4 separate regions of the Homo sapiens genome follow, and regions 2, 3 and 4 are each linked to region 1. Evidence: chromatin loops called from intact Hi-C (ENCODE). Cell type or tissue: gastrocnemius medialis. All regions are shown on one strand.

Evidence for each region. A loop is a pair of places that touch in the nucleus more often than their neighbours do. Peaks named below come from ENCODE experiments on the same cell type or tissue, not always from the same donor. Only the 100,000 strongest peaks of a DNase experiment are listed, where the experiment ranks them.
Region 2: a loop joins it to region 1, with 11 times the contacts of the local background. A loop is called at or near these places in 3 of 110 quality-filtered maps.
Region 3: a loop joins it to region 1, with 8 times the contacts of the local background. A loop is called at or near these places in 3 of 110 quality-filtered maps.
Region 4: a loop joins it to region 1, with 4 times the contacts of the local background. A loop is called at or near these places in 4 of 110 quality-filtered maps.

Annotation. Positions count from the first base shown.
Region 1 is chr12:117,438,051-117,446,050 of GRCh38, reverse strand. No RefSeq gene overlaps it. Among named protein-coding and RNA genes, the nearest start is that of NOS1, 80 kb to the right of the region's middle. RefSeq lists promoters at 6,365-6,504, 6,158-6,504. In gastrocnemius medialis, CTCF peaks have their summits at 3,766, 3,968 (motif pointing right), 5,979 and 6,208; DNase peaks (open chromatin) are centred at 4,120, 6,140, 6,731 and 7,560; H3K4me3 peaks cover 3,486 bases; H3K27ac peaks cover 5,127 bases.
Region 2 is chr12:117,530,730-117,538,729 of GRCh38, reverse strand. It overlaps KSR2 (kinase suppressor of ras 2), which reads left to right. Exons shown (of 20, transcript NM_173598.6): 11 at 7,023-7,064; 12 at 7,717-7,789. Among named protein-coding and RNA genes, the nearest start is that of NOS1, 170 kb to the right of the region's middle. In gastrocnemius medialis, no CTCF peak of the experiment used is centred here; a DNase peak (open chromatin) is centred at 4,879; H3K27ac peaks cover 2,872 bases.
Region 3 is chr12:117,363,049-117,371,048 of GRCh38, reverse strand. No RefSeq gene overlaps it. Among named protein-coding and RNA genes, the nearest start is that of NOS1, 5.4 kb to the right of the region's middle. RefSeq lists a promoter at 7,645-8,000. In gastrocnemius medialis, CTCF peaks have their summits at 3,633 and 3,843 (motif pointing left); a DNase peak (open chromatin) is centred at 3,838; H3K27ac peaks cover 1,163 bases.
Region 4 is chr12:117,519,211-117,527,210 of GRCh38, reverse strand. It overlaps KSR2 (kinase suppressor of ras 2), which reads left to right. Exons shown (of 20, transcript NM_173598.6): 13 at 92-140; 14 at 1,992-2,359. Among named protein-coding and RNA genes, the nearest start is that of NOS1, 160 kb to the right of the region's middle. In gastrocnemius medialis, no CTCF peak of the experiment used is centred here; DNase peaks (open chromatin) are centred at 3,440, 3,828 and 4,460; H3K27ac peaks cover 2,872 bases.

The sequences.
Region 1 (8,000 bases):
ATTCTACGCATGTAACAAAATATCGCACCTACACCATAAATATGTGCAAATACTATGTATCAACTTTAAAATGTTTTTTTAGAGTCCCTGGATTCTGGACTTGGATACCAGGGGTTTGAACCGCCGCTCTTGGTCTCACTGACTTGGGACTCTTAGAGGTTGCCATGTATGTGTGCCCTTCCCCCACCTCTGCAGGCTTTTGCTTCTAACATTCTAACAACCGCTCCTGTAATTGTCATAGGATCACTTTTTTTTTTTTTTTTTTTTTTGAGACGAAGTCTCACTCTGCTGCCCAGGCTGGAATGCAGTGGTGCAATCTTGGCTCACTGCAACACCCACCTCCTGGGTTCAAGCGATTCTTCTGCTTCAGTGTCCTGAGTAGCTGGGATTACAAGCACATGCCACCATGCCCAGCTAATTTTTGTACTTTTAGTAGAGACAGGGTTTCACCATATTGGCCAGGCTGGTCTTGAACTACTGACCTCAAGTGATCCACCCAACCTGACCTCTCAAAGTGCTGGAATTACAGGCGCGAGCCACGAGCCCATCCACCAAGCATGTTTTAAACATAAATTCCATTGCATTCCATTGCAATCAAACAGCAATAATTGTTACCATTTATTGAAAGTTGCTGAGGGCTCATTGAGTCCCCTCAAAGGCCCCATGAGGTAAGCACTGTTGTTATGCATGCCCATTTGAGAGGTGAAGAAACTGAGGCTTAGAGAGGACTGATTTGCTGTAAGTCACACAGCAGGTAATACAGCAGGCAGAGCTGGGATTTGAACTGGGGTCTGAACGCCAAACTGTGCTCCTAAATCATTGCTTTTAAGAGTGTTAGACAGACTCAGGGCTGCATTTCATTTAGGGCTAATTATTTCCCACTACTCAGGCAAGACCCTTCTGAAGAATCTGACCGATGCTCTGTGAATTATGAGGCTTTCCAGTCTGGCTCGTAGCAACAGGCACTCTTCCCAGGACTGTGTGAGAGGCTGTTTCCTCTAATCCCCTCAGATGGTGTCCCCAGCCTTGGGCAATTTCCTCTCAGTCACCATCAGCAGTCAGCTGAACCCTCAAGGGGACCTCCACAAACAATCATTGAGGACCCACCCACCAGGGGGATAAGGCACCAGGTGCTGAACGCCTGCTCTGTGCTATGGGGCTTTATACTTAATCCTCCAGTAACTCTCTGAAGCTGTGCTGTCCAATGCAACTGCCACGAACCACAGGCAGCTACTTCCACTTAAATTAATTACAATTAAATAAAATTTGAAAACCAGTTCCTCTGTCACACCAGCCATATTTCAAGTGTTTAATAGCCACGCGTGGCTAGTGGCTACCACCTTGGTGTCCATGTGTCCATTACGGCAGGAAGTTCTAGGGAATAGCAATTCATCCCCAATTCACAGATGAGGAAACTGAGGCTCTGGCTCAGGCTCCTGTATGATAAAGCCAGGATGGCACCCTGGCCTCTGATTCCAGCCACTCTGATTCCAAACTGCCTCTCCTACAAAGGCCCACAGTGGAGCTCAGCTCCAGGGACAGAAAGACAGATAAACACAGAGGAGCCCAGCCGAGCATTAGAGACAGACAAGTAATGGAAAGTGACAGTAGAGTGTGGCAACCCTTAGGATCTGTGGGCTCAGGGACACCTTGCCCATTTTGCTGAGAATATCCTGCCTCCTGTCTTCATTCCCTCAGTCAGCAAAACTTTCCAGATCGGCATTCCCCAAACGGGAGCCACTGACCACACGTGGCTACTGAACCCTTGAGATGTGGCTGATCTGAATTGAGTTGCAAGTGCAAAACACACACCAGATTTCAATGAGGTGCCAAAAAAGACTAAACTGTCTCATTAATAAATTTTAATTAATTACACACTGACATGATAGTTCTCAATGATACTGGATTAAAGTGTATTAATTACTGTAATTAATGCTGCCTGTTTCTTTTTACCTTTGAATGCAGCTACTAGAAAACTTACAATTATATCTGCAGCTTGCAGTATTTTTCTGGTGGTCGCTGCTTCTCTGAAGGTCCCAATCCCTGTGCTCTGCAAGAGGCCACAGAGTAGAACCAGAAGAGAAATCTGCAAAAGTCCAGGAAAGAGACTCGCTGCTCTAGGCTTGGTCTATGCAGCTGCGCATGGGCTCAGCATGGGAGGTGCTGGAAGCCGCGCATCAGAGGGCTAGGTGCACCGATTGGGAACCATAAGCAAGTGACTGGTCTTTCCTGTTTCCTCCTCTGTAAAATGGAAATAGTAATTATCCCTGCCTCCTGGAGTTATTTTAGAGGTTAAGTAAATTAATGAATGCAAAGTGTCTGTTGCATAGTTGGTGCTTAATAGATGACTATGATTTCCAACCAGGGACAATGTTATTACTACTTCAGGGTCACTGGCACTGTCTAAAGACATTTTGGGATGTCATAAGTGGAGGCGGAAGGGAGGTTATTACTGGCATCTAGTGGGTAGAGGCCAGGGACGCTGTTAAAATCGTACAATGCACAGGACAGCTCCTTGCCACAGTCATCCAGCCAAATGTTAACAGGGCCAAGGTTCAGAAACCTAAGGCAATGGCTATCACTGTGATTAACAGGATTAACACCTGTGGAAATTACCTAGTTAAAAGTCCAGTCGTGAGTGAGACCCCATCTCTGAAAAAGATGAAAAAATTAGCCAGGCGCGGTGGCACATGCCTATAGTCCCAGCTACTCAGGAGGCTGAGGTGGGAGGATCACCCAGGAGTTTGAGGCTGCAGTGAGGCATGACCACACTACTGCGCTCCGGCCTAGGTGACAAAGCAAGACCCTGTCTGATATGGGTTGGCCGTGTCCCCACCCAAATATCATCTTGAATTGTAGCTCCCATAACTCCCACATGTTGTGGGAGGGACCCGATGGGGGGGTCATTGATTCATGGGGGTGAGTCTTTCCCATGCTGTTTTCATGATAGTGAATAAGTCTCATGAGATCTGTTGGTTTTATAAATGGTAGTTCCCCTACACAAGCTCTCTCTTGCCTGCCGCCATGTCAGACGTGACTTTGCTCCTCCTTCACTTTCCACCATGATTTTGAGGCTTCCCCAGCCACGTGGAACTGTGAGTCCATTAAACCTCTTTCCTTTCTAAATTACCCAGTCTCGGGTATGTCTTTATGAGCAGTGTGAGAACAGACTAATACCCCGTCTCTAAAAAATAAAAATGAAATTCCAATCGTGAGACGGTAGACTTCACGAAGGCAGAAATTTTTATCAGTCTTGATCACTACTATATCCCCAGTGCCTAGGAGACAGCACATAGTAGGTGCTCAGGATATATTTGTTGAATGAAGAGACAAATGAATAAAATGGCAGGGCTACTTGTTGTCAAAGTCTCATGTGGTCAAAGCCAGAAAGAACATTCTGATCTGTGCATATATGAATATAAGAAATATTTGCCGACTGCTATGTGATGTGCTCTGTGCCACACACTGGAGGTATGATGGTGTAAACAAGACCCAGAAGGTAGAGCTCAGTCTGGTGGATACATCTGACAGATGAACAGGCAATTCTGGAGTCCCCTTTATAGCATCCTGCTGGAGTTATTTAATTGATGAGAAGCTCATTCGCTCACAAGGCAGCATACTCTGTGATTCTTATAAGAATATTCTTAGCCAGGCGTGGTGGCTTATGCCTGTATTCCCAGTACTTTGGGAGGCTGAGGCAGGTGGATCACCTGAGGTCAGGAGTTTGAGACCAGCCTGGCCAACATGGCAAAACCCCGTCTCTATGAAAAATACAAAAAAATTAGCCAGGCATGGTGGTGCATGCCTGTAATCCCAGCTACTCGGGAGGTTGAGGCTGGAGAATTGCTTGAACCTGGGAGACAGAGGTGGCAGTGAGCAGAGATCGTGCCACTGCACTCCAGCCTGGGCAACAGAGCGAGACTCCTTCTAAAAAAAATTATCTTTACTAGAGACAGCCACCACCACCAGGGTGCAGTCACCTGAGCTTAGAGCCCTTCCCTTGTCATCTCAAAGCCCCACTCTGTCCCCCAGGCACCTGCCCTATGCCTGGCTTGGGAGGGCCCCATGGCTAACAGCCCAGCCAGCTGCTTGCTCCCTTCTCATCTCTGCTTGACAAGCCAGGCTGGCTGAGTCACAGGCTCAGCTTCTCCCAACCCACGTGGGGTCTGGGTCTATGCCAGGGGGATGAGCGCCTGCCAGAGTGCCCGCAAGTCAGACCAAAAAGAGCCCATGAGCTTCACTGAGGATCAGACCTAAGAACATTCTGGAATCCCATGCTCTAGCTTGGAGCTCCCAGAGGGCCAGATGGCAGCAGACAGGTATGTAATTCTACCAGTGAGAAAACCAGGGCATCCAATGTGTTGGGGAGAACCTGCATTGCCTGAGAATAGTAATATAATAATTATTATTGTTATATGTTGTCATGGCTAATTATTGCTATTTATTGTCACGGTTAATTATTAAAGTGGACAGCCATGTCTGCATTGGTCACTGCTATATCCCCAATGCTTAGAAGGGTACCTGGCACATAATAGGTGCTCAGTGAGTTCTTCTGTGGAATAAATGCGTGAACAACAACAATAATAGCTACTTCTATTTGCTGAGCACATAACACAAGGAATTAATATTTATTTTTGTGGGGGTTTTACATTTGTCTGTCTCCACCACAGGGGCATGAGTGACTGACTTTGGTTTTTTGGGGTTTTTTTTGTTTGTGTGTTTGTTTTTTGAGACGGAGTTTCACTCTTGTTGCCCAGGCTGGAGTGCAACGGCATGTTCTTGGCTCAGTGCAACCTCCACCTCTCAGGTTCAAGTGATTCTCCTGCCTCAGCCTCTTGAGTAGCTGGGATTACAGGTGCCCACCACCATGTCCGGCTAATTTTTTTGTATTTTTAGTAGAGATAGGGTTTCACCATCTTGGCCAGGCTGGTCTCGAGCTCCTGTCCTCAGGTGATCTGCCCGCCTCTGCCTCCCAAAGTGTGTGAGCCACCGCACCTGGCCAACTGACTGTTTTTACAAGAATATTGTTCCTGTAAAAATTATATCCCCAGCACAGTGACCCATGTCTCGTAGGTGCTCAATAAATGTTGTTGAATAAAAAGGCAGGTGCTGAGTATTATCTCATTTATTTTCACGCAGCCCAGGCAGGGTGGGAGCGCCCGGGAGCACATTTTTAGAAAGGAGAAATTGAGACTAGAGAGTAAAATGACTTCTGAAGGTCACGCAGTTTGTGAGACTCAAATCAGAGCCAGGATCTGAACCCTGTGCACTTGCGGAACCTGTGTACTCCTCACTGCTGAGTCCCGCTGCTGGCAGTAAAGACAAAGAACAGGGTTGGGGGCCTTTGGCAAGGGCTCCCAGGGCAGAGTGGGGCTACTTTGGTACTCCCTCATCCTGCCCTGTGAACCCAAGTCACAAAGCCTTTTCCATGTGATGTCCCATTTGGGGTTCACAGCAGCTGCAGCCAAGCCCAGAGAGGTGGAGTAACTTGCTCAAGGTCACACAGCAAGTTGGGCACAGGTTTTCTGACTCTATGTCCAGTGCTCTTTCTCCTAAACCCCAAACTGTGGCTCAAACCTGGAGCCCTAATATAAGCAGGAACACATGTGAGTCAGGGAAGAAGGCTTGTATTTTAGCAGTGGACTTTACTTTCCCTGGCAACCTGCCCCAACACACCTGGTGGCAAATCCACGTTCCGTACTTTGCTGTGTGACTTTGAAAACTGGCATCCCCTCTCTAAGCCTCAATTTCCTCATCTCAAAAATGGGGATGACATTATCTATATTGCAGGTGGCCATGAAAATCCCTGACTCAATGTCAGATACAGCTGAATGTGTGTTCTGGCTCTTCTACTGTGTGACCTTGGAGAAGAAGCTTAGCTTCTCTGAGTCTCCGTTTCCTCATCTTGCAAAGTGGGTTAATAAATGCCCACCTTTTGGGGACACATGAGATTTAAGAGGGGACAGTGTGGGCACCATGCCTGGCCTGGTGCATAGTAAGTGTGCAATAAAAGGTAGTTCATGGGATCCTTTGTGACTGCCGTGGGTGGCCTCACTCAGGATCCGGCGGGCACAGCCTGGTCCCTGCAGACACAGTGCACTCGATCCTGGCTGTCCCCAGCCAGCTGGGGGGAAACCTGAGCCACCCTCCTCCTGGGCAGACGCTGCCACTGCTGCTGCCACCTCTAAATGAAAGAAAGGTCAGAGCCTGGGGAAGCCAGGGCCATGCCATGGAGGCAGCCGGCAGGAGAGGAAGGGAGGGGTGGCCGGTGACTGCCTGACTGCCCTTGTCTCTCCCAGGGAAGCCTGAACTGGCCTGGTCTGGGTGCAACCCCCCTGCCCAAGGCTTGGCCTCCCAACCCAGCAGAGCCGCCTCCCAGCCTGCCCCTGGGGAGGGGCCACCTGGTGTCAATTAAACCCCAGTCGCTCGGCCTGCACCACGCCAGGCGGCTGATTAGTGCCGCTGGCCTCTCCAGATGGGGAGCACTGTCTGAGAGGGGGTGACCGCCACCATGCCAGGGTGAGGCCTTGCCGGAGCTGGTGAGTACCCAGGCGGGGGCTCAGCTCCCCAGGCAGGAGGACCTGGTGTGCCCGAGCTGGGCATCATGGGGTGGAGGCTTACCGTAGGGCTCATTTTCCTGAAGCGTTACAGGGCCTCACAGCATCCCTGACCCCGTCACCTCAGCCTTACATTAAGGGTACACAAGGGGACCACAGGCCAGCCCCGTGTCCTTCCCCTCCAGTCACGCAGCCGCAGGGGCTCCCCCCAGACAGTGTCAGGAGACCTGATGGGTGAAGGAGGGATCAGTCGGCACAGTTGAGGCTTTAGGGTTTCCACTCTGCCCTCATTACCCCCAACAGAGCTGGTTCTCCCTGCTGGCCTGTCTGGGACTCTAAGCCTGGGTCCCTCCAACCTGCCAGCCTCAGAGCTCATGCTGTGGGTGGCACCATTGCTCGGCTGGCATGAGACCCCTGTGGGAAGCAGGCGTGGAGAGGCTGCTGTACTGGAGGCCGGAGCTGAGGGGGAGGCCACGCGCTTCAGAGGGCCACATGTCCTGGAGCACGACTGAGGGCCAAGGAGGGCCCTGGCCAGGATCCACAGATGCTTTTAGGGGCACCAGTGCAGCCTGCACACAGGGCCACTCTGCAGGATCTCAGCCACCTCCTGGTTCCTTGTGGAGAGTTGATCCCAGCAGGGACAGAGGAGGAGGTGGCTGCCTGCTCATGGGACAGATGTTGGGGTGGGGGGGACACAGGGAAAGCTCACCAGTGCCTCCAGGAAGTGGGGGGGACACATGAGTCGTCCTTGAGCCTGCACTGTCTGTAAACGCTGAGCCTCAGCTCCTGGCTGGGAGAGGTTCCGTTATCCATGAGAGGGTCCCTCGTGGTGACAGACAGTGTTATCACTTGGTGGTACCACCTGGTGGTCTGTGGCCACTGCCTGCCTTGGTGGAGGCAAAGTGTGTTTGAGATAGGATGGCAGGGCCTGGCCTGGGGAGATGGAACATCACTGAGTGTCCGTCCGCATGCGCGTGCTATCTGGGGTGCACATCGCTGAGTGTCCTTCCGCGTGCACATGCTGTCTGGGGTGCATTTTGGTCATGCACATCCCTGCAGCCCATTCTGTCCAGCAGGGCATAGTGCCTGCTCTGTGTGTGTGTGTGTGTGTGTGTGTGTGTGTGTGTGTGGTTGCATTTGATGCCAAAGCCATGCAGAGGAGGGCTCCGTGACAGTGTCACAGAATCACTGCAGACGGCTCCTTCCAGCTCAGTCTATCTTGGGGGTGTTTCCCAAGAGCAGCGCCCCCAGAGCTTCCTGGAGAGCTGGCTAGAGACTCTCCCAATTGTGCATCTTGGGGAGTTTCACTTGCTTTCTCTCCCAGATTCCTTTCCCAGCTGGCTAACGCCAAGCCAGGCTGGTGGCTGGACCCGAGGACTGTGAGTATGAGACAAGAGGAAAGGGATGGGGGCAGCTGCAAGGGAAGCTCAGCTGCTTTCTGGG
Region 2 (8,000 bases), 93 kb before region 1:
TTAAAAATTAGCTTATCGGTTACACTAGCCACATTGCAAGGGCTCAGTAGCCACATGTGGCTGGTGGCTGCCGTACTGAATGGCTCAGGTGTAGAACATTTCCATCATCACTGAAAGTTCCATTGGATGCTCTGGTCTAGCACCTGATTTCCTCCTGAGTCAACAAGCTTCACACTATGAAAAAAATCCCAGGTCCTTGGCCACAGTTCACACCTCTAAGCTTAACCAGGCATGAGTGAGTGGCCAGGAGGCAAACAGAGGCCCCACCCCACACCTGGGCGGCACCCACATGCAACCATCCATCCATCTGAGGACAAGCCAATCACAGCACCTGCCCACACTGTTTTGATTTGGGTTATATCCACAGAGATGGCACATATTTTGAATTCTTGGAACTTTGGGTTTTTTGTTAAGTTCAAGTCTGAATTTAACAGCCTCATATCCACCTAGTGTAGGGGCCACTCATCTGGCAGCCACCAAGGACTGCAATGTGAGTCACCAGCTGAATCGTCTTAGTAAATGCCACCGATTCATTGCCCGGCACTTCCACAGACAGAAGGCTCCCACCGCCATCTCCAGGGTTGTTCATTTTTACTTCTTCAGAAGGGGATGAAGGGAAAAAAAAAGACCGTTAGACTTCCCATGACCACCCACACCTGGGGGAAGTGAGCCCGATGCTTTCCAATAGCCACTTCACTCCCTGGAGACACTGACTTCAGGAGTATTTTCTCTGAAATTGTTTGGCACTTATTTATGGACCAAGGGATGGGGAAGGGCCGTTTTATGGGAGAACTGTGCACAAAAGGACCACAGCTCTTTTCATCCCTTAAAGAATCTGCTGGCATCTTCAGACAAGAGACCTGCCTAGCCAGGAGTAATCAGGGTGTCCCTTAGCTCCTTCCTTCCCTCAGCCAGAGTCTTCAAGAAGGGGTGCCTGACAATTTGCTGTTCTAGCGTGCCACCTTATCCCCATCTGCTCCATGACAGGCCATGACAAGGTCCTGGCCCTCTTTGGGGACTGGGCTAAGGGGTCCTTTGGGTAAAAGCACTTCAGCATGGCAGTTAGAGTATGGGTTCTGCAGCCAAGCTGCTTAGGTTCAAATCTCAGCTTTACCACTTAATGTCTGTGTGATGCTGGACAAATAACTCGCCTCTCTGGGCCTCAGTGTTCTCATCTATAAAATGGAGATCATAATAGTACCCACCTTAGATAATTGTTTTAGAAAGAAATGGCATAATACATGGACAAAGCTTAGCAGGGTGACAGTTTCATTGAAGACCTCAACAAATCTGGGCTCCTTGGATTATTATTAAATACAATAATAATAAAGTACAGTGGCTATCTTTATTTGCATTTCTCATCATCACTGCTAATTAATATGAGGACCTAGACAGAATTGTAGAATGAAAGATGAAATCCCCATATACCTTGACATAGGAGTATGAACTGAACTCAACATTTGGGGAAGGTAATTTGGCATTTTCTGTTAAAGTTTTTTTGTTGTTGTTGTTGTTTTGAGATGGAGTCTCACTCTGTCACCCAGGCTGGAGTGCAGTGGTGCGATCTTGGTTCACTGCAACCTCCACCTCCCGGGTTCAAGCAATTCTCTTGTCTCAGCCTCCTGAGTAGCTGGGACTGCAGGTGCACACCACCACACTCAGCTAATATTTGTATTTTTAGTAGAGACAGGGTTTCACCATATTGGTGAGGCTCATCTCGAACTCCTGACCTCAGGTGATCCACCCACTTTGGCCTCCCAAAGTGCTGGGATTACAGGTGTGAACCACCATAGCCAGCCCTGTTAAAGTTTTAAATGTGCATTCCTTTGACCATTATATCACTTCTAGGACTTTATATACAGAAACGCTTGCACTAGGGTGCAAAGATCTGTGTGTAAGGACTTCACTGTAACAGTGAAAACTGAAATTAACCCAAATGCCCATCAAGAGTAGGTGGTGAATGGTTGAATACACACATATATCCGTATAACCAAATATTCTGCAAACTTTCAAAGGAATGTAGTACTCTATATAGATTTCCTGACATGGAAAGATATCCATAATGTTTCTTAAGTAGAAAATAAGTGATTTGCAAAGTCATCAGTATAATATTCTATTTATTGTAAAATATTTACATATATATATGTCTGTGTACCAGTGTGCATATATGTGTTGGCATGTGTGCAGTAAAGTCTAGAAGAACTTCATGGCAGCTGTTGAGGACAGGGACTTTATCTCATGCACTTCTACGATATATATGAGTGTGCATCCATTTTAGAATCGAATAATAATAAAATTCAGTGCTGAAATGGAAAACAAAACAGAACCTTTTGGAAGTACAGTTGGGCCTACCCTGTGTCTTAGGTGGTTTTAGCAAAACACTCCCAGGGTCAAGAGTACCTGTCGTGTTTGTACAAAGATCTGGCTAGCTGTCCCACTCTTGACTGGGAGCTTCTGTTGATGAAAAATGGAGCTTTGCCTGTGGGTCCCTGCCAGATGTTGAGTTTTCTGAAGGCTATTTAAGCTAAAGCTTAGGCATAACAATGTCCCCAGCACTGATTCATCTAGAACATTCTTGTCCAAAAGGGGCTGGGGGGGTTGACCAGCCATTTAACTCATTTGTTAATCTCAGGACATGTGGTGAAAAGGATATAAGAACCCCAAGAATGGCGTGTGCAGCCTCGGTGGTATTTGTGACTGTGTGCTGCCAGTTGGGTGGACCTCCTGTTATCAGCCTTTCCCTGAGTCCTGGGGCCATGTGGACATGGCTCAGTATAAGGTGACATCAAGAGTGCTGCATGGACAGACAGACCTGGAGTTGGATCCCAGCTTTGCTCCTTGCTAGCTGTGTGATTTTGAGCATGGTATTGCTTCTGTTTAGGTCTGTTTCTCATCAGTAACATGGGGCTAGTTCACTGCTACTGATGAGCAGAGTTGTGGTAGCATCCATCATGGCAAGACAGATGAAGAGGCTTCGAAAATGATTGTCTTATGGGTTTCTGAGGCTGGAGTGTTCAAATACCTTCTTTCTTTGGAGCCAAATACCTTCTGTCTTTGGAGCCACCTAGAGCCATCTTGAAACACACACACACACACACACACACACACACACACACACACACACAACTCCAGGAAATGGTGAATTCTAATGGCTCAAAGGGAGAAGAAAGGAGGTGGAATCTGCCTTTGGTGGAATTTGCAGGATTTCTGAGACCTCACTTGGGCCATGTGGGCTCATGAGAGTGTTTCCTCCCTTTCCCTTTCCATCAGTCTCTCCTGAGTGCCTCTTTTATGCTCATCACTCTGTGCCATGATCTGGTTTACATACTCACTTGTTAAGTGTCTGTCTCCTCCATCAGAATGCCAGCTGCATGAGACTAGGCAATGTGTCTTCATTCACCACTCCACATTCAAAGCCCAACATGTTGCCTGCAACTGAAGGCACTCATTACATGTTTGTTGAATGAATGAATGACCTGAATTTCATGCACTGCCCAGGGCTGCAGTTTTTTCTCTTCAAATTTTCTTCTTGGCCCTCAGACTGTGTTCATCCATTCATTTTGTTAACAGTATTTATTACGCATCTACTGTGTACCAGCTACTGTACTAGGCACTAGGTTTGGACCAGGGAACAAACCAGACATGGCCCCTGGATTCACTTCCTATTGTTATTGTAACAAATGACCACATACTTTGTGGCTTAAAAGCACACAGGTTTATTATCTTATGGTTCTAGAGGCCAGATGTCCAAAACGGGCTTCATTGGGCTAAAAACCGAGATGTCAATAGGGCTGGTTTGTTCTGGAAGGTCTCAGGGAGAATCCATCTCCTTGCCTTTTGCCAGCATCTAGGGGCTGCCCACATAACTTTGCTTGTCGCCCCTCCTCATTCTGGCCTCTGCTTGCATGATCACATCTCCTTCTCTGACCCTGCCTTCCTCTTCTGAGGACCCTTGTGGTGACATTGAGCCCACCCAGATGATCTAGGATAATCTCCCCACCTCAAGATCCTTAAGTAATCTCATCCAAAGAGTCCCTTGTGCCATGTAATGAAATGGATTCACAGTTTCCAGGGATTAGGACCTGGACATGTTGTAGCGGCAGGGGCAGGCATTATTCTGCCGACAACAGCCCCAGTTCTCATGAAAAGTATAGCTTAGTGAGAAAAAAAGGTATTAACCAAATAAACATATGCATGAAAATAGGATTATAGATTGTGATGAAGGCTGTGATGGCTAAGAGCCTTTGCTCTTAGCTAAGATGGCTAAGAGTCCTTGAGCAAATGCAAGAGAACAGATTTAGGTTGGAGGGTCACTGGATGGCTGAGTTTTGCAGGTGGGGGAAGTAAGGCAAAGGCCCAGCCACAAGAAGGGGCCCAAGTGCCATAAACAAGGGAAAGTGGCCTCCAGAGAGACTCAGAGCTACAGGGTCTGGTCCTGGCAGGATTTTAGATTTTATGTGAGACTCCATGGGATGCAGTTGAAAGGTTTAGGCAGAGAATGACTTGACCTTTCTTCCTTCCTTCTAGAAGACCACTCTGGCTGCTCTCTTGGGAGGCCTCAGGGTAGGCATGGGGGCTCCAGAGGGGAAGCTGCTTCAGAGTGGCCTGCTTGTCTCTTTGACTTCATCTGCAGCCTCCCAGGTCCTGAGTCATCTTGGATGCCAGAAAGCCCGGAGCCACTCTGCTCTCCTGAGCAGCCCACTCAAGGTCACCAGTTGTTCTTTAGAGCCACTTCTTGATGGTGTCTGTCATCAGCAGGAAGAACAGGTCTCCCAACAATGTCTTTCTTCCTCTTCTGGTCATATGTTTCCCTTTCAGTCACCAGGAACGAGTTGTTCCATGGCACATGGGGAGGAGTCAAGGAGGGCGTTGGCTTCGGGTGTGGAGGCATTTGCTGGTGTCCTGTTGCCTGACACCTGTCCCTTCTCGGACTCTCTGAAGCAGCTCCTGCTCTCCGTTGCCCAAAAAGAACATAGCTGTCAGTGAACCTTTTCTGCAGACACTGAATCCCCCATCACTGTCAGAGCTGTGGAGGGAAAAGATCAGCCAAGTCTCTTGAGAGCCTCGGGTCGTCTTTCCTGTTTTAATTTTAGCCCCTTGTTGACTAATAAAGTAGTTGTATGTAATAAAAAACTTCTGTTATCTAATAGTAAAACAGTCCCTGAAGTCATGGAGGGTGATTTTCTTTTAAAGCTTTGCTCTGTGACCTTGAATAAGCTGCTTCTTGCCCTGGACATCCCATTTTCCAGAATCAAAAATGGACTCCAACTATTTGATATAATCTGGAATTGGACTAAGCCCAAGGTTTTTGCTGTTTCATCTGTGATAAAGAGAGTTGGTTAATTCAACAAATGTGTGTTGCACACTGACTGGTGCAAGGCACAGAACCAGGAGTTTGAGGTCCTGAGATAGTAGGACTTACTCCCTGTCCTGAAAGAAACTATCAATACATTTCAACCTCAGGGAGAGTGTTCCGTCTGCTTCCCCAAAGCAGAAGATTTCATTAGCACTTGGAACTATGTGATTGTCTCGTGGCTATAAATCATTCTTGTCTATTAGTTAAGAGAGCTTAGAAATGTGTTTATTTATCTCACAGCTAATATGAATTCAGCACCTTCAATACACTTTTATCTCGTAATGATGGTCCTTGCCCTTTGAGGAAGGGACTGTTATTATCCTCATTTTACACGTGTGGACAGTGAGACTTGGAGCTTCTACAAATAGCCAAGGGCAGAGCAAAGATTTGACCCTAGAGGATCAGCTTCTAGACTCTAGGCTCTGAGCTACTGTGCTAATATTTGATAAAGCAACTCCAGTGGTGGCTTGTCCCTGAATGTCATCAAATTGTTTCTGAAAGTGGATTCACCAATACAGACTCATCTGACTATATCCCTGCCCTCTTCATTTACTTAAGGACACAAATCTCTGTGTCCCCTGCCCCCAACACCGCTTGGCCCCCTATTCCAGGCACTATTCCCCAATGGAGTAAGTGCTAATGTTAGAAACCTTTAAGTGTCCGAGACCCCTGGCCTCTGGCGAGTAGATTAGAAGTAAAAGGAATTGTCAGGGAACTGGCAGTGAAGTCCAGAAAATTTCTTTTATAAAATTTTTTCCTAAATACAGAGGTTAATTCATGCTTGTGGTAGGTAGAATAATTCGCAAAAGATGTCCATGTCTTGATCTCAGAATCTGGGAAGATGCTGCTTTACAGGACAGTAGGAACTTTGAAGATATGATTAAGTTATGGATCTTGAGATGGGAGGATTATCTTAGCTTATCTGGGCAGTCCCTAAATATAATCACAAAGTCCTTATCAGAGGGAAGCAAGAAGGTCAAAGGCAGAAGAAGGAGATGGCACAACAGAAGCAGAGGTTGGAGTGATGGAGCCATGAGCCAACAAATGCAGGCAGCCTCAAACAACGGAAAAGACAAGGAATAGATTTTCCTGGAGCCTTCAGAAGGAACTAAGCTTGATTTCAGCCCTGTAAGACTTATTTCAGACTTTTGTCCTCCAGAACTGTAGGAGGATACATTTGTGTTGTTTTACTAAGTTTGTAGTAATTTGTTACAGGCACAAAAAAGAAAACTGATACGATGCTCGTTGCAGAAAATTAGGAAAGTACAGAAAAAGCACAAAGGATTTTTTAAGCCACTGTAATCATTCTGCCAAAAGGGGAAAAAATTAATATTTTGGATTATGGCTTTGCAGAGTTTTTCTGTGTGTGTGTGTGTAATTATGCATTTCACAAAAATGGTATTGTAGTCAGAATGTCTGTTTGAGTTGGAGCAGTCTGATTTTAGGGAGTGTGAGATGTCAGATGGGAGGGTCGGCATGGATGTTTAGAGTTCTGGTTTCTTTACACATGTTTGCAGTCCCTTGTCTGCAGGGATGTCTGCAGAAGTATGGAAACTCTTGAAGGTGGGCAGAGAATGACCATGTGGTGGCTGTAAGAGCTCAATCTGGTCCCTGAAGCGATGTCTCCCTGGGGACACTCACTTTGATGTTTTCTTTCTTTTGCAAGCATCCCACTACTACAAATACAAGCAGCAGTTCATCTTCCCAGGTGAGTTTCATGTGAGCTGGAAGCAGCCCCTTCTGAACAAGCCCCGCTGCATTGCAGGAGTTTCTGGGATGAATGGAGGCAGATGTTGTGGGGGTGCCTAAGATCAAAGAGGGTAGTGGAGTCACCACACTCCAGGATAATGGCTGAACATGGAAGTGGAGAAGAAAGAGTGGGCACAGTGGGACCCAAGGAGGTCCCAAGGCACCGTGGAAAGGCCTGAGAGGGTGGAGTGCTGTAGAACACTGGGCGAGGGTGAGGAGGGGTCTAGAGCCATGTGGCAGGAAAGAGATGGTCATAGGGTCCTGAGCTGGGTACTGAGAGGATGTGAAACCAAGGGGCTTTATCATCCCAAAGGGAACCCAGGAGAAAGAAAGATTCAGAGATGACCAATGAATGCTTCAGGCTAGATATTTGAGGGTTCTGGCAGCCCCCTATTCAACAATGAGGAATTTTGTTGAGGATGTCATCCAGAACCCTGGTCCAGCTGAGCAGGTAGAGTCCAGGTGGTCCAGGAAAGGAGAAAGGAGATTGGCCAAGGGCAGAGATCCAAGATCTGGTGAAAAATTGGCTGCCATGTCGCCCAGGAATCAGGCCTTTGCGGGGGTTGTGGACTTCACATTTTTTTTCTGAGTGTTCAATCTCTGGTTTTCAGATGTGGTGCCGGTGCCGGAGACGCCGACCCGGGCGCCCCAGGTCATCCTGCATCCGGTGACCTCGAATCCAATGTAAGTGAGACAGAGACATCTTCCCCCTTTCCCAAGCTTCCCAGCCCTGGCCCTACAATCCACTCAGGTTCCCTATCTTCTTTCCTTCTCTTCCTGGAACTGATGGAGTTGGGGGCAGAGGGAGATGTACAAGGGGGTCAGAGAGACATAGGGAATAACTTAGGCAAAGAGAAAGGGCGTGACAGCTCAGACAGAGAGATGGAGAGAGAGG
Region 3 (8,000 bases), 75 kb after region 1:
TTCTCATTCTTCCAAAAAGCTCCCACTTTCTGCCTGACAGCATGGCTAGAGTGTTCAGTGGGTCTCTATCTTTCACCTTGACAAGCCAACTGCAAGCCCTCTGAGGCTAGGACACGATTTTCTTTTCCATGCCTGGAGTAGCCAACACACTGTGCTGAAGGAATGAAAGAGTGATGGGGAGGGAGGCTGACTAGTGTCAAGAAGTGTGAAGGATTGGAGGCTTTACCCTACATGCAAGCCAACAATTTAGCTGCCGAGTTTTATGGATGTTGGCAGAAGACATGAGATTCCTGGGTCAGAGACATAGGATTTTATTACTCACAGCAACAGTAATAACCAGGGTATCAGCATTTGTGCCAGTTCCTCAATCCCCAACACAAAGAGGATCAGGTGACATGGATTGGATTACAAGAGAGGAAACCCCATCCTGTATACTGGACAAACCTGCCCTTTTTTCCCGAGATAGTATATTTATCATCCTGGAGAGTACACATGCCTGCCCTTTGCTCTGAATTGAAACATTATTTCTGTCTTCCAAAGCTGTTCTCTATATAAGCATCTTAAAAGGATAGTCTGATAAAAAGGCAATCAGTGCCTCTGCTGGCAAGACATAGAGAAATGCAAGAGATACATAATCTCCCAACAGATATGGATGGATGGAGGGATGGATGGATGGATGGATGGATGGACGGACGGACGGACGGACGGACGGACGGACGGACGGACGGACGGACGGACGGATGGACGGACGGATGGACAGATGGATGGATGGAGGGATGGAGGGATGGATGGATAGATGGATGTATGGATGGATGGATTGGTGGATGAACTTCTGGGTTGGTGGATGGATAGACGGATGGATTGTTGGACAGACAGATGGGTTGGTGGCTCGTTGTCTGGCTGGATAAATGGATGGATGGGTGGGTGGATGGATGGATGGATGGATGGATGGATGGATGGATGGAAGAATGGATGGATGGATGGATGGATGGATGGATGGATGGATGGATGGGTCAGTGGGTGGCTGAATGGATAAGTGGGTAGATGAGTAGGAGGATGAAAAATTGTGAGGAAGTCCTTTTTAAGCTGTGTTCCTGGAAGTCCTAAGTGCTCCAGGGGCTCCCCGAAGGAGGACAGGGCAGTCAAGAATCTTGCCCCCTGCTTCATGATTCCTCAATAGCTCCCCTTTCACCTATTTTATATACTGGCTTCTGCATACAATCCCATTAGAATTTTTTTAATGCCCCAGCTAAAACAAGTTTGAAAATTATTGATATAGATAACTGATTCCCAAATTTGAAAATGCACCAGAATCACTGGAGTCTTCTCGAAATGCAGATTGCCAGGCCCCATGCCCAGGGCTGCTGATTCACTAGGTCTAGAGTGGGTTCATAAAATTTGCATTTCTAGCAAGTTCCCAGGTGATGCTGGTCTGGGGAAAACACTTTGAGAGCCACTGGTCTAGAGAAATTGTCCAATTCCTCCATGCAATTGAATTCAGTAACTGAATGCCTGGGATGTACTGGCAAACTGCTAGGCATACTAGAGAACGTCAGAATAGATTCGGACATGGCTCCTACCCCTCAAAAGGCTCCTAATCTCAAAACAGAGGCCGGACCCTCACACTAGTAATAACAGGAGGAGAAGGAGCTACCATTTGTTGTGCAGGTACTACGTGCCAAATACTGTGCTAAGGGCTTCAAATCCACTATCTCATTTAATCAGCACAATCCTATGAAGTAGGGATTATCATTTTCCCCAGTTTTGCCAGATGAGAAAGCTGAGGCTCAGAAAGGGTAATTAACTTGCCTAAGATTGCACAGCTAGGAAGTAGCAAAGCCCAGGACTGACTCCAAAGCTTTCATATCACGCCCGATCATTGCACCCTCCCCTCTTCCACACAATTAGAGAAGAGTCTAAGACAGTTTGCTCGCATGTCTGTTTGAATAAATCAAATGTCAAAGCATATGAAGCTAACAGAGCTCTAGGCTGTCAGGCTGTGGAGAAGAAAATGGGTTCTCTCATTAAGGCTTTAAAACTCAGGGTGAGGCCAGCAGGATCCCTTTCCATGGTTCTGGGCAGTGTAGGCTGCAAAGCGTCAGCACACTAGCAGGCTTGGTTGTTACGGCCTATGGACTGTGAGCTCATCTGACTTCCCCATTGGCACTGAGTGCTTCATGAGCCAGAAGCCTGCCTGGGGGTCTTGGTTGCCCCAGCCCCCTGGCATAGTGCCAGGCATGTGGACCACCAGAAAGAGGGGAAAGAGAATGATTATATGTATGCTAGAAGATGCCAGGCCAATAGCTCTCAATGAAAGCTGAATGAAGAAGCCAGATACACAGACAGATTAAAAACAGAACAGCTCTGAGTGAGCTCAGAGCTCAGCTCCCCAACCTTCCCCCTTGACCTGCATGACAGGCAGACCCCAAGACACTGCTGGAGAGCCCAAGGTGGTCCTAGAACAGAGGAAGAAGCTATGCTCCAGTCTACCACTTCTTAATTTTATACATGGTGAAGTTAAGGCCCAGAGGGAGGAGGGGACTTGCCCAAGGTCACACAGCAGATGGAGGCTAGAGTCAAATAAAGAAGTCAGATACCCTGGCCCTGGTTTGGGAGCTTTCCAGAACACTTACCTCTTCCTCTTTCAACCACCTCCCCATTATCCTCCCCTAGGGACTGGTCTCAGAATTTGCCTAATTCTTAGAAATAAGTCAACCCATGTCATCTTTTTTGCACATGTCTGTGATATGGTGGGGAGGGCAGAATTGTAAGAGATCTCTGCTTTCATCTTGAGGGGATGTCACTGGTGCTGAGAAGCTCTGTCATTGAACTCCAGTTATCTGCTGAGCAAGGGTAAGGACCCAGTCCAGCACACTGGGGTGGCCTTACCAGCTCAGGGTAGCCAACTTAGAACCAGAAGACAACCTGCCTCAGTTTCCCCTGGAGAGCTTATTAAAAATACAGCCTCTTGGGTACCACCCAAGAGCTATAGACTCCCAGTCTTTGAGGGCAGGGTCAAGGAGCTGGTGTTCCCCTTCTCAGGGAATTCTTATACATCTGAGAGTTTGGGAGTCACTATTTTACATTCTGATTAAGACCTTCTTTGCCACTCAGACAGCTCCACTAACCAGGCTGAAACCCATTTCCTTGGTCAGAGCTCCTATACTAGTGGCCCAAGTGATTTAGTTGGATGGAACGCTATTTTGGAAACATCTGAATGTGAATGTCTTTAGGAGGGGCATGTGCTCCAGTTAGCCACAGGCTCCACTACTCCCTGATGTCTCCCACCCAGCCCACTTCATGTTCCCTGGAAGTATGTACATTTGCAACACCGGTTAGCACTGGCTTCTCTCTAACAGTGCCTTCAAAATGCAAATACTTTGACCAGCCCTTCATACCCCAGTGCAATTTAGACCATCAGAACTCCAGGCTTAGAGAATTTTTGCAATGTGTTGCCTTTAATTGGGGCGAGATGACCAGGGAATTCTGTAATGAGGGTGAAGGGAATAACCGAAGGACTCAATTGAGGGTATGAAGAACAAACTTAGGACTCCTCTCAATGTTTTACTTGGTCCTCTGGTGTGCTTGCAACCCCCACCCCGTTTCCTGCCTATGCCCTCACATTCTTTTTAATGCCTTCTCTATGTGGACAGATGCTGGGAACTAGGAGATGCAGACAGTTTCTGGGGTGATCCAGCATTCTCAACCCACCCAGGTCAGCCCAGCTTAGCGGGGACCTAGGTTCTGGTCCTGAAAGCTGAATATAGGAAGCCATGGACCTACCTGGCTGGTCTCCGGGAAAACAGGAAGGCTACAGCGAAGGTTTAGCGCGCCATCTGTTGGTCATTTAGGAAACTGCATCTCTGACAAACGGTCTGCATAGAGCTTCAGGCATCTGCAAATTTGCCAGCCGGCTCTCAGGCAAGAAATTGTTTTTAACCTTTCCAAGGTCTCACACCCTTTAAAAAGCCGCTGCACACTTATGAACCTTCTACCCCAGCAAAACGCACTTGCAATTGATTTTGCATATAATTCCAGGGACTTGGCCATCTTCAGGTTAAGATCTTCTGAGACCCAGAGATGCCAAGGAGTTTCCTTGAGCTCACATTGCACATTAGTGGAAGTGCCAGGTCTGGAAAGCAGGTGTTCCAGCCACAAATCTAGTGTTTTTAATGCTCAGGCTGCCTCTTTAAGCCTTAAAGTGTTCTTCCCTCTTTATTCTCTGCCAGAGTCCTGTAAATATCTGGAGGAGTCTTTGACATGCCCAGAAACTATAATGCTCCTACCTCTCCTGGGGGTTCTGGGCTCTCAGACAACCCTGTTCGCTGTTCATTTTTCCTGGGTCCTACAGAAGCATGCCCCCGGCCACTTTAGTGACACCCACTTTGCTCTTAGGAGGCTCAGACCCTGCATCCTGAACTGGGAGTTAGGACAGGAAACTGATCTGTCACTGATAGGCTGCTGCCCCTGGATGAATTGTCAAACCTTCCTGGATCTTGGCCTCCCCAGTGTAAAACGCTAGGTTGGAGGCAGCCATCTCCAAGGGCCCTTCCTTACTCTAACTGCAGAACTGACCAATGGGTGCCATCCTTCACAACAAGCAGGTCCAAATCACTTTCCCAGCCAAATACCCAGAGACAGGGTCAAAAGCATAATTCCTTTCCAGAATCAGAAGCCCTGGGTGGACGGGGCTGCTTAAGGGAGAGAGGGGACCTACGCACCATGGGAACAGGAAGGACACAGAGGAGGCACCCCATGGGTCTTCCAACACCTCCAACGGGCCAGCAAGGCAGGACAATGAGGCAGACCAAGGGGCATTTCTTGGGGATGAAGTAGTGTGGGAAATGGTAAGTGATGGATAAAGGGATGGCTTGGTAGGTTCAAGGGCATAATGCAGAGGACTAGGTATATAGTTGGTGTCTAATAAGGGAGACATTGTCATCACATAGCTGAACCCCAGCTTAATAGTAAACTCTTCTTCTACTTATTTAAACAAACATTTGTTCGGTTTTTGGTGGGAACAGAGGTTCTCAAACTTGAGCATGCATCAGAATTACCTGGCTGGCTTGTTTAAAATGCAGATTGCAGGGCCCCACCCTGAGGGTCTAATTCAGGTGGTCTGAGGTGGGGACTTGGAATCAGCATCACTAGCAAGTTCTCAGGTGATGCTGACCTCATCATTCAGGGAACACGCTTTGAGAACCACTGCCTTGGAGTGACGGATGAGACAGACCACCCTGCCCTCATGAGGGCATTGAACAAGTAAATATCACAGAACTTGTATGTTCTGAAGAGGGACATGCAGAGTGCTTGGGGCTGCTCCCAAGTGGGGGAGTTCGCGCTAAGACTTGAAGGCCGAGTAGAGCCAGCCCAGGAAGAGGGATGAAAATTTTGTGAAACACTTACTTAGAATGTGCCAGGCTCTCTCTCATATCGTTCATCTGCTCCTCCCAGTCAATGTCAGGAAGGTAGGATTAACGCCCATTTTACAGATGAGGAAGGTGAGGCTGAGAGAGAGAAATAACTGGCCCCAGAACTCATGGCAAGAAAGAAGCCCAGGTCTGTTTGTGCACAGGACACCTACCAGCAGCCACATCCCCTCTGCTGCACCCCCAGGAACCCCCTTCTTCCCAGGGGAGCTGCCACCTGGACACAGCTGCCGGACCCGGCCAGCCACACTCTGTCCATTTCCGCCCCCTGAAGCGCTTCAAGTGTTTTCACTGCTGGGTGAATTCAGCAGATGCCTTTCGATCACAGCCTATTAAATTAGCCCCTCTCTGCAGCCAAAAGAAGATAATTATGTTTTCATTAGCCCTGGATAATGTATTACCCCCTCAGTGACAGCCACGTCAGTGAGGCCAGCCTCCTCCCTTCCTCCTCCTGCCCAGGGCTCCGCCAGAGCACTCCACTCCCCTGGGGTCCACCTCTGCACTGAGGGGTGGGCACCAGTGAGGGTCCAGAGTGGCTGGGAGGCTGGGGGGGAAGGGACACCCTTTACACCCATCCACCATCCATGCAGGGGTTGAGGGGTGTGGTCCTGAGAGAAGGACCAAGAATAATTGTTATCACGGTGACCATTTATGAAGTGCCTGCCCTACGCTGATGCCTGGATGGGTCTCAGCTGGTTTGATCTTCCAATAGCTCGAGAGAAGGGTGGCACAACCCTCATCTCCCCCTGAACCCCAGAGAGGTCCTGGTGGAATCAGGTTATTGTGACAGCCCAGAGCAGCTTCCAAGGCACTACACCCAAGGGGCATTTTGGGGACTGTCCCAAGGCCACCTGGTTGATGGTAAAAGTCTCTTCCCTCCACTTGCTGGGGATCTCTGGAGACACTGTCCGTACTCATGTGGTAGGGGTCCCCAAACACCAGGAGCCACTCTCCCCAAACCCTAGACACTCCCCAGATGGCTCTGACATCCTCCCTCTCCCTCTTTCTCCACAAGACAGCGGCGAGGAGGCAGGAAAAGCTCCACTTTGGGGTCCCGAGTTCTAATATCTGCTTTACCACAGATTACCTGGGTGACCTGGAGCAAGTCACTTTGCCTCCAGAGCCTCTATTTTCTCCCTCTGTAAAATGGGAATAAGAAAGGGAGTCATTTCTTACCATTTTTATGATGGTTCAGTGAGTTATACCTATTAAATGCGTGGCTCAAAACCAGCAAAATGGGAAGTGCTCAACAGAAGATGGCCATTGTTCTCTTTACTACCGCAACTAGTGTTGTCCATAGTTCCCGTTAATCCTGGGGAAACCACCAGAGGGAGGGAAGGGAAGTATCTGGCTCTGTCTGTCACTGTCCGTCTTTCTCTGTATCTCTGTCTCTCTTTCCTGTCTCTGCCATTCTCTCTCTGCCAATCTCTCTCTCTCTCTGCCAATCTCTCTGCCAATCTACCAATCTCTCTCTGCCTCTCTCTCTTCTCTTACTCTGTCTCTCTTTTTCTCTCTGCCAATATGTCTCTCTGTGTATTTTTTCTTTCTGTCTCTGCCAATCTGTCTCTCTCTCTCTGCAAATCCCTCTGCCTCTCTCTTCTCTTACTCTCTTTCTGCCAATCTGTCTCCCTCTGTTTTCTCTGTCTTTCTCTCTGTCTCTGCCAATAAGTCTCTGTCTTCCTGTCAATCTCTCCGTCTCTCTCTTTTTCTGTGTGTTTTTTCTATCTCCGTCTCTGCCAATCTCTCTCTCTCTGCCAGTCTTTCTGTGTGTTTTTCTATCTCTGTCTCTCACTGTCTCTGCCAGTCTCTGCTGTCTCTGTCTCTCTCTTTGTCTATAAATCTCTCTGCCTCTCTCTCTTCTCTGACTCTCTCTGTTTGTGTGTGTGTGTGTGTGTCTGTCTGTCTGTCTTCGTCTCTCATCTACACACACACACAGAGGGCACCTCATGGTCCCTGGCTCCACCCGTGGGCTCTGAGGCTCTGTCTTCCCAGATCTCTGTCTCAAGAGCTACATTCTAAGGCTTTGCTTTTAATCGCACCAGGGCACCTGGAAGTGAGGAGAGAACTGAGGGGAGTGGGGTTTCTGTCCCCCTCTCCCCAAACCCAAGCCAACTCTGCCTTCTGCAGGCACAGCCAGCCTTGGCCCGACCCCACTATCTCCACCATCTCGTGGCCGTGCATCCCCTCCCAACCACCCTTCTCCCCAATTTCAAAAAAGCTTGTGCTCCCAGAGAGGAAGTGCCCCTACTCTGAGCTTCTTTTGGCCTTGACCCACACATAGGCAGACGTGGACTCTGTTTTGAGCAGGTGAACCGCCAGCCCAGTGGAAGAGCAGCTTCCCTTCCCCTAGCTTCCTGATTTTCCCCAGTTGCCATGGTAATTGAGGGAGCAGTGTTCTGAGAATGACACCACTGAAACCCAGCGCTCAACTTTGAAATGGTTCGGGCAAGGGACGCTGGACCCAAAACAGGAGGGGACCAGACTGCAAGGACTCAGCTCCAGCCTCAATTTTCTGGGACCCACCCCCCATCCAGCCTGTATGCTGGATTATTCTCATCATCATCAAAATCA
Region 4 (8,000 bases), 81 kb before region 1:
TCCGATCTGGGGATTCTTCGTACATAGCTAAACTCAATATATAGACCTGCCTTTTCACCTAGGGATCACGTTTATTTTTCTTTCTTTACAGCTTGGAAGGAAATCCATTACTTCAAATTGAAGTGGAGCCAACGTCGGAGGTGAGAATCAGAGAGCAGTGAAGCGACATTTTCCAGGGACTGCCCAGAACTTGGCAAAGCCGACTGACGTTTTGGATGACGCAGAGGGCTTGGGGTCAGGTGGGGGCTGTGGTGGCCCTGACTGATGGATATTCTAACTCTGGGACAATTAGCAAGCAGTGGTCCCTCCCAGCACTGAGTCTAATGGGCCATTATATGGCATGCATCATGGAAAAGCCAGTTGTGTGGAAATTGTCAAGAGATTTGCATTCTTAGTGGAAAGATCAGCTCAGGGCCGGGTGAATACCAAGGGGGATGTGCCCCGCTGCCTTCAAAAGAATATGTGGGAAGAGGTGGGGGCCTCAGGGATGCTGGGCTTAGAAGTGTTGAGAATGCTCTGGGGCTTCTTCCCACCTGCCTAAGTGGCTGCAGAAATACATGAAATGCCCTGGCTGGAAACCATGGAGTCCTGGCCCCTCAGCTCTGCAACTGCTCTGGGTCTCATACTGAAAGGAATTGAGTCAGGGCTTCCAAGGAAAATCGTGTTCTTTTCTGGGACTATTTTGGTTGTTGAAAAATGATCCCGGGAGAAATCAATGTCCCCTGTATTGTTTCTCCTGAATGTGCCATCAGGGGCAGCTTGCCCAGGTATTTTGGGTCAGGAAGAGCTGTACCCAGTCAAGAAGCCACCTTCTCAGGCTGTTTCATCAGGTCCCAGGGTCTCTGGGAATCCCCGCTGGCCCTGGCCACCTGCTGCTCCCACAATTCTGCAGGAGAATCCAAGAGGCAATTCGCCCCCAAGCACCCCTAGATATCATGCTGATAAGGTGGGTCCCTACACCTTGAGCATTTAACTCTAGTGGTAGTTACGCCGAAGTACGCCTGAGTCGTGTGTGTGCATGATAAAAATGCAGATTCCTGGTCCTGGCCTGCGGATATTTTGATCCAATAGTGCTGGGTGGGGCCCAGGAATCTGCATTTTCTCGGGCCTCCCAGTCGGTGTTTAATACAGATGGTCAGGTCTGTACAAAGAACTTAACAGGCCTTCATCTAAAACCTCACACCGGCCCTGGGGCAGATTTTATTACCCCCACTTTACAATGAGGAAAGGCAGCCTCAGGGAAGTAAAGCAACTGGCTCAAGGTCATACAGAGGCCAGATTTCAGCTCTCTTTGTCTGATTGTTAAGCCCATTCTGTTAACCCCTCACTCTCATGTCTCCTACCCTCCCAGCTGCTGTAGGAGCCTCAGACAGCTAGCTTGTAGCTCTGACCTCTCCCAGTTTTTGAATCATCAATTCCAAATTCCCTGGGGGAAGCAAAAGATACTCCATGTTGGCAGTTGTCATGTGTTACATGCAGATGCACGATGTACCCATTGTTTTAGCCTGTCTAGCCTGTCAACTTTATCACATGCACGTAAACAGCCAAACCAAAAGACTATGGAAGAATAGGAAGGCCATCGGATATTCAAGTCCAGAGACCTGGATCTTAGTCCCTCTTCTGCCTGGCTGCATGACCTGGAGTGAGTCACTTCCCAGGGCAACATATGGGACTTTCGGTGCTAAAACCAGGAAGATTCCAGCAAACTAGAATGGGCGATCCCTATAACACTTCTCTCTGAGCCTCAGTATCCCCCCATTTAGCACAAGAGAGGTGGATGATCATGATCTCCCTTTCAGCACCTTCACTGTAGTATGATTCTAGACCAGATTCTAGAGCTGGGGAAACAGAGGGACGTATGTCTGCACAAGCTCCAAATGCATGTAGAGATGTGCCCAGACCTACGCATGTGCACGGGACCCAGCAGGACCATGAGGGAGGCTGGGGCAGTGGCAGACACAATTCTGACCTCTCTCCCACTCCGGCCACAGAATGAAGAGGTCCATGATGAGGCCGAAGAGTCAGAGGATGACTTCGAGGAGATGAACCTGTCCCTCCTCTCGGCCCGGAGCTTCCCACGCAAGGCCAGCCAGACCAGCATCTTCCTTCAGGAGTGGGACATCCCCTTTGAGCAGCTGGAGATCGGCGAGCTCATTGGAAAGGGCCGCTTTGGGCAAGTGTACCACGGCCGCTGGCATGGCGAGGTGGCCATCCGGCTGATTGACATTGAGAGGGACAACGAGGACCAGCTCAAGGCCTTCAAGCGGGAGGTGATGGCCTACAGGCAGACACGGCATGAGAACGTGGTGCTTTTCATGGGTGCCTGCATGAGCCCGCCTCACCTGGCCATCATCACCAGGTCAGTTCCACCTGGGCTTCTACCCAGGGATTGGCAAAACTCTGCTTCTGGCATGGTTGAGAAATGGTTTTCTGCTTACTTGACCACTCTGGTTAATAGACCATCTCTAGTTCTACCATGCACAGTTTACTTACATGGTTTAAGATTTAAGATTCCAGAAAATACTTTACTTATTTGTTTTTTTAGAGACAGGGTCTCCCTCTGTTGCCCAGGCTTGAATGCAGTGGTATGATCATAGCTCACAGCAGCCTTGAACTCCTGGACTCAAGAGATCCTTTCGCTTCAGCCTCCCAAATAGCTGGCGCTACAGGTGTGTGCCATCACACCTGGCTAATTTTTTAATTTTTTGGTAGAGATGGGGTCTTGCTATGTTGCCCAGGATGGTCTCAAACTCCTGGCCTCAAGCAATCCTCCTGCCTTGACCTCCCAGACTGCTGGGATTACAGGCCTGTAAGCTACCACGCCTAACCCCAGAAAATATTTTTAATGCTAAAACTCTTTAGCAAAACCAAAGACTACTAAATGGGGAATTAGAAACATCGGGTCTAGTTCCCCCTCTATTCCAAGTATTTGTGTAACAGCTTCTCCAAGAGTCACTTTCTCCATATGTGAAATGAGTATATTCAACTAAATCAGGAGTCAGCCAACTTTTTTTTGTAAGGGGCCCAATAGTAAATATTTTCAGCTTTGTGGGTTGTACAGTTTCTGTAGCAGCTACTCTACTCAACCACTGTAGTCTGAAAGCGGCTATAGACAATCTGCAAATGAAATTGCAGGGCTGTGTCCCAATAAAACGTCATTTACAAACCCAGGGAGTGGGCTGTATTTGTCCCATGGGCCGTAGTCTGCAAACCCCTGATTAAGATTCTTTTTCTTTTTGAGACAGAGTTTCACTCTTCTTGCCCAGGCTGGAGTGCAATGGTGTGATCTCGGCTCACTGCAACCTCCACCTCCCGGGTTCAAGCGATTCTCCTGCCTCAGCCACCTAAGTAGCTGAGATTACAGGCATGTGCCACCATGCCTGGCTAATTTTGTATTTTTAGTAGAGACAGGGTTTCGCCATTTTGGTCAGGCTGGTCTTGTTCACCTGACCTCAGATGATCCGCCCGCCTTGGCCTCCCAAAGTGCTGGGATGACAAGCATGAGCCAAGATTCTGATAAGTGTTACTCTGGTTTTCATGAAAGTTGCAGAGCACATTTGCTGTCTTTACCATTGTGGTTTGGAATATCCAGGATCTGTGGTCTATGGGTACAAAGAAGGGATAGTTCATAGAGAACTAACATTGCGAAAATGTTTCTTGGACTTTCTCAGATTTGCTCTCTGGCCTCTCCCAGAGGCTTGAGGCATTGGGAGAAAAATAGCTTTGGTTTTGATGGAACAGTTGTGAAACAATCCTTTGGTTTGTTTTTAAACTCTGGCGCTGACTCCCCTGTAACATAAGGACTGGCCTCTGCAATGGCATTCTTAGTATGACCTGTGATGCCAAGGGGCTGTTAGGAGCTCTCTCCTTGCTCTACTCAGCTCAAGCAGTGAGACCCCAAATGCACAAGTCTTGCATCTTACCAGGCCCAGAACAGATGCTGTGGGCTCAGAGAAGAGCTGGTGTGTCTTTGATCTCTTCCCTTGTGAGACAAAACCTTCTTAAGTCCACTTATGAGAACTTGGTGATTGGTAGAAGGTACATTATATTCTGTATCCATAGATGATGCAGATGGTGGGTTGACTGGAGTGACTCGTGCTTTGAATGATAAGCGCTGGTGAAAGATTAGAGATCTAGGGATGGGCCTCCAAGCCTCCTTAAATCAGGGTAAAAATGGTGGTTCTCAACTCTGCACAAGACAGAAGTGGCTCTGAAGCAATCAGCCCAGGTAATCTTCAGGGGCTGAGCTGTTCTGAGTTTAAGCTTTTGCTGAGTACTACTCCACAACTTAGTGGTTTCTCTCTATCCTATGGATAGTTCTGGGCTGAGCCAGACTCAGTAGCTGGGTTCTTGTAGTTGGCTGTGGTCAGCTCTGGGTCAACAAGGGGATAGTCAGTCTTAGATGCCCTCATCTGTGTGTCTGCTGGTTGGCAGATTGTCAGGGGATATCCTCAACAGGCTAGCTCAGGCTCATTCTCATGGCGGTCTCAGGTTTCCAAGTGTAGCAAGAGGTCAAGACCTACATCTGTTGGCCAGAGCAACTCCTATTATCCACTAGATTCAAGGCATGGAGACACAGCCTCTACTTCTGAATGGGAAGATCTGCAATGTCCCACTGCAAGGACATGGATGCAGGGTGGGGACAATCTGTGGCTATTTTTGCGATTTACTACAGAGAGGCCCTTAGCTCCCTTTCCTTCCCTTTCTTACCCAGTATATATCATCATCTTTTAGCAGCAGTCAATAGCCTATTACTTGGGATACACAAGTCTGGTTGGAGGGTGGTCTTTTCCCCACCCCTGGCCTTCTCTCCATTGCTCCCATCTTAAGCTCTTATCCCATCTTTCTGTCTGGTCAGTTCCTTACCACCCTCCTGCCTCCCTGTTCAGCATTACCTATGAAGCCTAATCCCCATGCCTCCCTCACCCCCTTCTCAAAGGCTAGCAAGTTGGAAATAGACAAACTCAGCAGCCATCCTTGAAAAACGAGTGGTCATTATGAAAATGTGTTGCTCATCCTGCAAGCCAGCTGCATTTGCGGCCCTCTTCTATTATGTACAAAATTCTGAGCCCCCCTCCCCAAGCGCCATAACTGCCTACAGATTTCACAAATAGCCCAGCCTTTTCCTGGCACCACGATAAAGACTCTGCAGCTTTGGGATGTGTAATTGGTCTCTGAAGTGTTTTGGTATTTTGTGTGAGGATGCCAGATGAGCCCCAAAGAAGTGGCATTGATTCCATATTATTGTGTTGTTATATATTTATCTTAGGGAGGGGCTCTGTGCATCCCTCTTTCTGTTCAGCACTGTCCACTTGTTGGCTCTCCAGGTTTCTTATCTGCACGTTCAGTTTGAAACCAAATATTTGAGTAATTTGATTAATCACTTGCATTCGCACGATTGGCTGGCAGAGGTTGATGGTTGGACAATAGCCAACCAACTGGAACCATTTTTGGACCCTAGATTTATTTTACAGGGAACATAAGACCAGATAATTACCTGGCATATTCTGGATCAATTCACAGTGGCACATTCTAGCCAATTACTTAGTAATTATCATCGAAGTTAACAAGTATTTCTAAGATTAGCTTCCTTGCAATGCAATATGTGTGGCTCTTGGGGAATGAGTAATAACCAACTAGTTACCCAATTGCTATAGCCGCAAATGCTATTAGCAGCAGGATTGCTAAATTGTTTCACAATTGGGTCGTTATGGGATTATTGCAAAGCTATCGACGGTCTGCGCAATCACTCATGTTAAAAACTCCAAGTGAAATCTGAAAGCCAATAGAGTTGAGTGAAAGTGTCTCTCACCCGTCTACCTTGCTACCTAGGGTTTCACAAGCCTTAGTTTCTCCTTCTGTAAAATGAGCAGGTGGAAGCGGATGTTTCTTGCAGTGTCCTGCCAACTCTGACAGTATTCTTTGCTTGTCTGATAATGAGCTGTGTTTGAGAAGCAGCTGGGAACAGTGCTTCTCAAAGATGGCGTACCTGGACCTTCCTGCACCAGAGTCCTAGGAGAGGAAAGTTGTAAAAATGCAGATTCCAGAAAAAAGACTGTGATGGTGGCAGGTGAGGGCAAAGGGGAGAAGGTGAGGGTAGAGAAGCTGTCAGGAGCAAGACTGGAGAGGGCAGGGGTTCTCAAGCCTGGTGGAGGAAGGGGAGCTTTTAATACAGTAACAGTGCCTGGCCCTGCCCCAGAGCAGAGTCTCTCATCTTCAGCACTACTGATATTTGGGGTCAGAAAAGCCTTTGTGGTGGGGACTGTAGGATGTTTGGCAGCGTCCCTGGCCTCTACTCACTAGATGCCAGTAGCACTAAGCGTCAAGTTGTGACAACCAAAATGCCCTCGAGACATTGTCCAGAGTGCAGGGGACTCTATCACACAGCCAGGTTTGAACCCTCAGTTATAGAATCCCTGGTGAGGAGTCCTGATTTTATGCCAAGGGCAGTGAGCAGCCGTTGGAGGGCTGTAGGCAGGGGTGTGACATGGTGTTGTTGGAGGACAAGAATGAGGAAGCCTCAAAAATAAAGGGTGGGTGCACAAAGGGAGATATTTTGCCTAGTGCAAAGGCAACGACAGTTTAAGGAAATGATCTGCTTATCTGCCCTAACTTCCCATTGTAATCAAAGGGCTGATGATCTTGGTGGACACTCAGTGTCCTTGCTTTCACCCCATTTTGCTGCCCTCGGTCAGACTGGCAAACCCTGTGTTATGAAGATCACCATATTAGGGTTGCTGTTCTGACAGTGGGTAAGGCTCTGAACCAGCAGAAGCCAAGCCATGCTAGGTGGCGTGGCTGAGCCTTTTTGCTGAAATCAGTTCCCTGGTTGTGGGGTAGAACCAAGACAGAGCCCTCAAAAATAAACCAAAAAAGCAGCAGATTCCATCAGCTTTCAGCAAGTGCTTCGCTTCAGGCCAGGCGTGGTGAGGTTCTCCTATTTATCCTTGTGCCTATTTTACAGGTGAGAAAACTGAGGTCAGAAAGGCAGAGGGAGCCCTTGCCCAAATCATAGAACAAATAACTGGCAGAACTGGGACTAAGCAAATGTATATCTAAATACTAGTCTGGTAGGTTCCTTCTTTGCCAATGGCCGCCTTAGCTACACCAAGGGGAATGGGCTCCATCTGTGAGCACTTTGGTGACACAGAGATTCTGCATTTTTGGTCATATCACAATCACCTGGAGAAATTGATCACAATTCAGGGCTGAGGCCCCATCCTACTTCAATTAGCTTGGACCTCTATCCTTTTTAGTAAGTGCCAGGGGATTTTGTTCACGCCACAGTTTAAGAACCACTGGCCTATTAGAACTGAGTTTCATTTTTGTAGCCTTGATTTTCCGGTGTTTATGTGCTTCTCCAATACCCTGTAAATTCCTGTGGCACCAGCACAACCATGCACACACACACGTGCACACACACACACGCACACACACACACTCGCTCCTCTTCTATATATACGCTAAATTACACACCATCTTCTCTTCTTTCTCTCCTGTTCTCTTTCCCACATCCCCTCAAAGAAATGCACACACTCTATCTTTCCCTGCAAAACACTCATTCCACAAATATTAGCAGCTCACAAAACTGCTGTGCAGAACTCAGAGAACGTACAGTCCCTCACAGAAGCCCCCACGTCACCCCCTTCCCCACTCCCCAAATTATTTTGTAGAACTCTAAAATTATGTAAATCTGTGCTTCGTATCATGTGGTTCCCTAACCAGCCTTACCTGTGAACTTGTTAGAAATGTTAATTCTCTCTCCCACCCTCCCCCGCTGAATCAGAACCTCTGCGGGTGTGTCCAACAAGCTGGGTTTTAAGAAGCCCTATATGGAATTCTTGTTCATGCTCAATTGTGAGACCTGCTGCTTTAAAGAAAGCGGGTCCTTCCTCCCACCTGGAGCAAACTGCCTTTACAACTGCCAAGAGCTTCGGGCACACCTTGGAAACCTCTTCTCTCAGGCACTAACTGAGAGGTGTGCAGCTGAGTCCAAAATG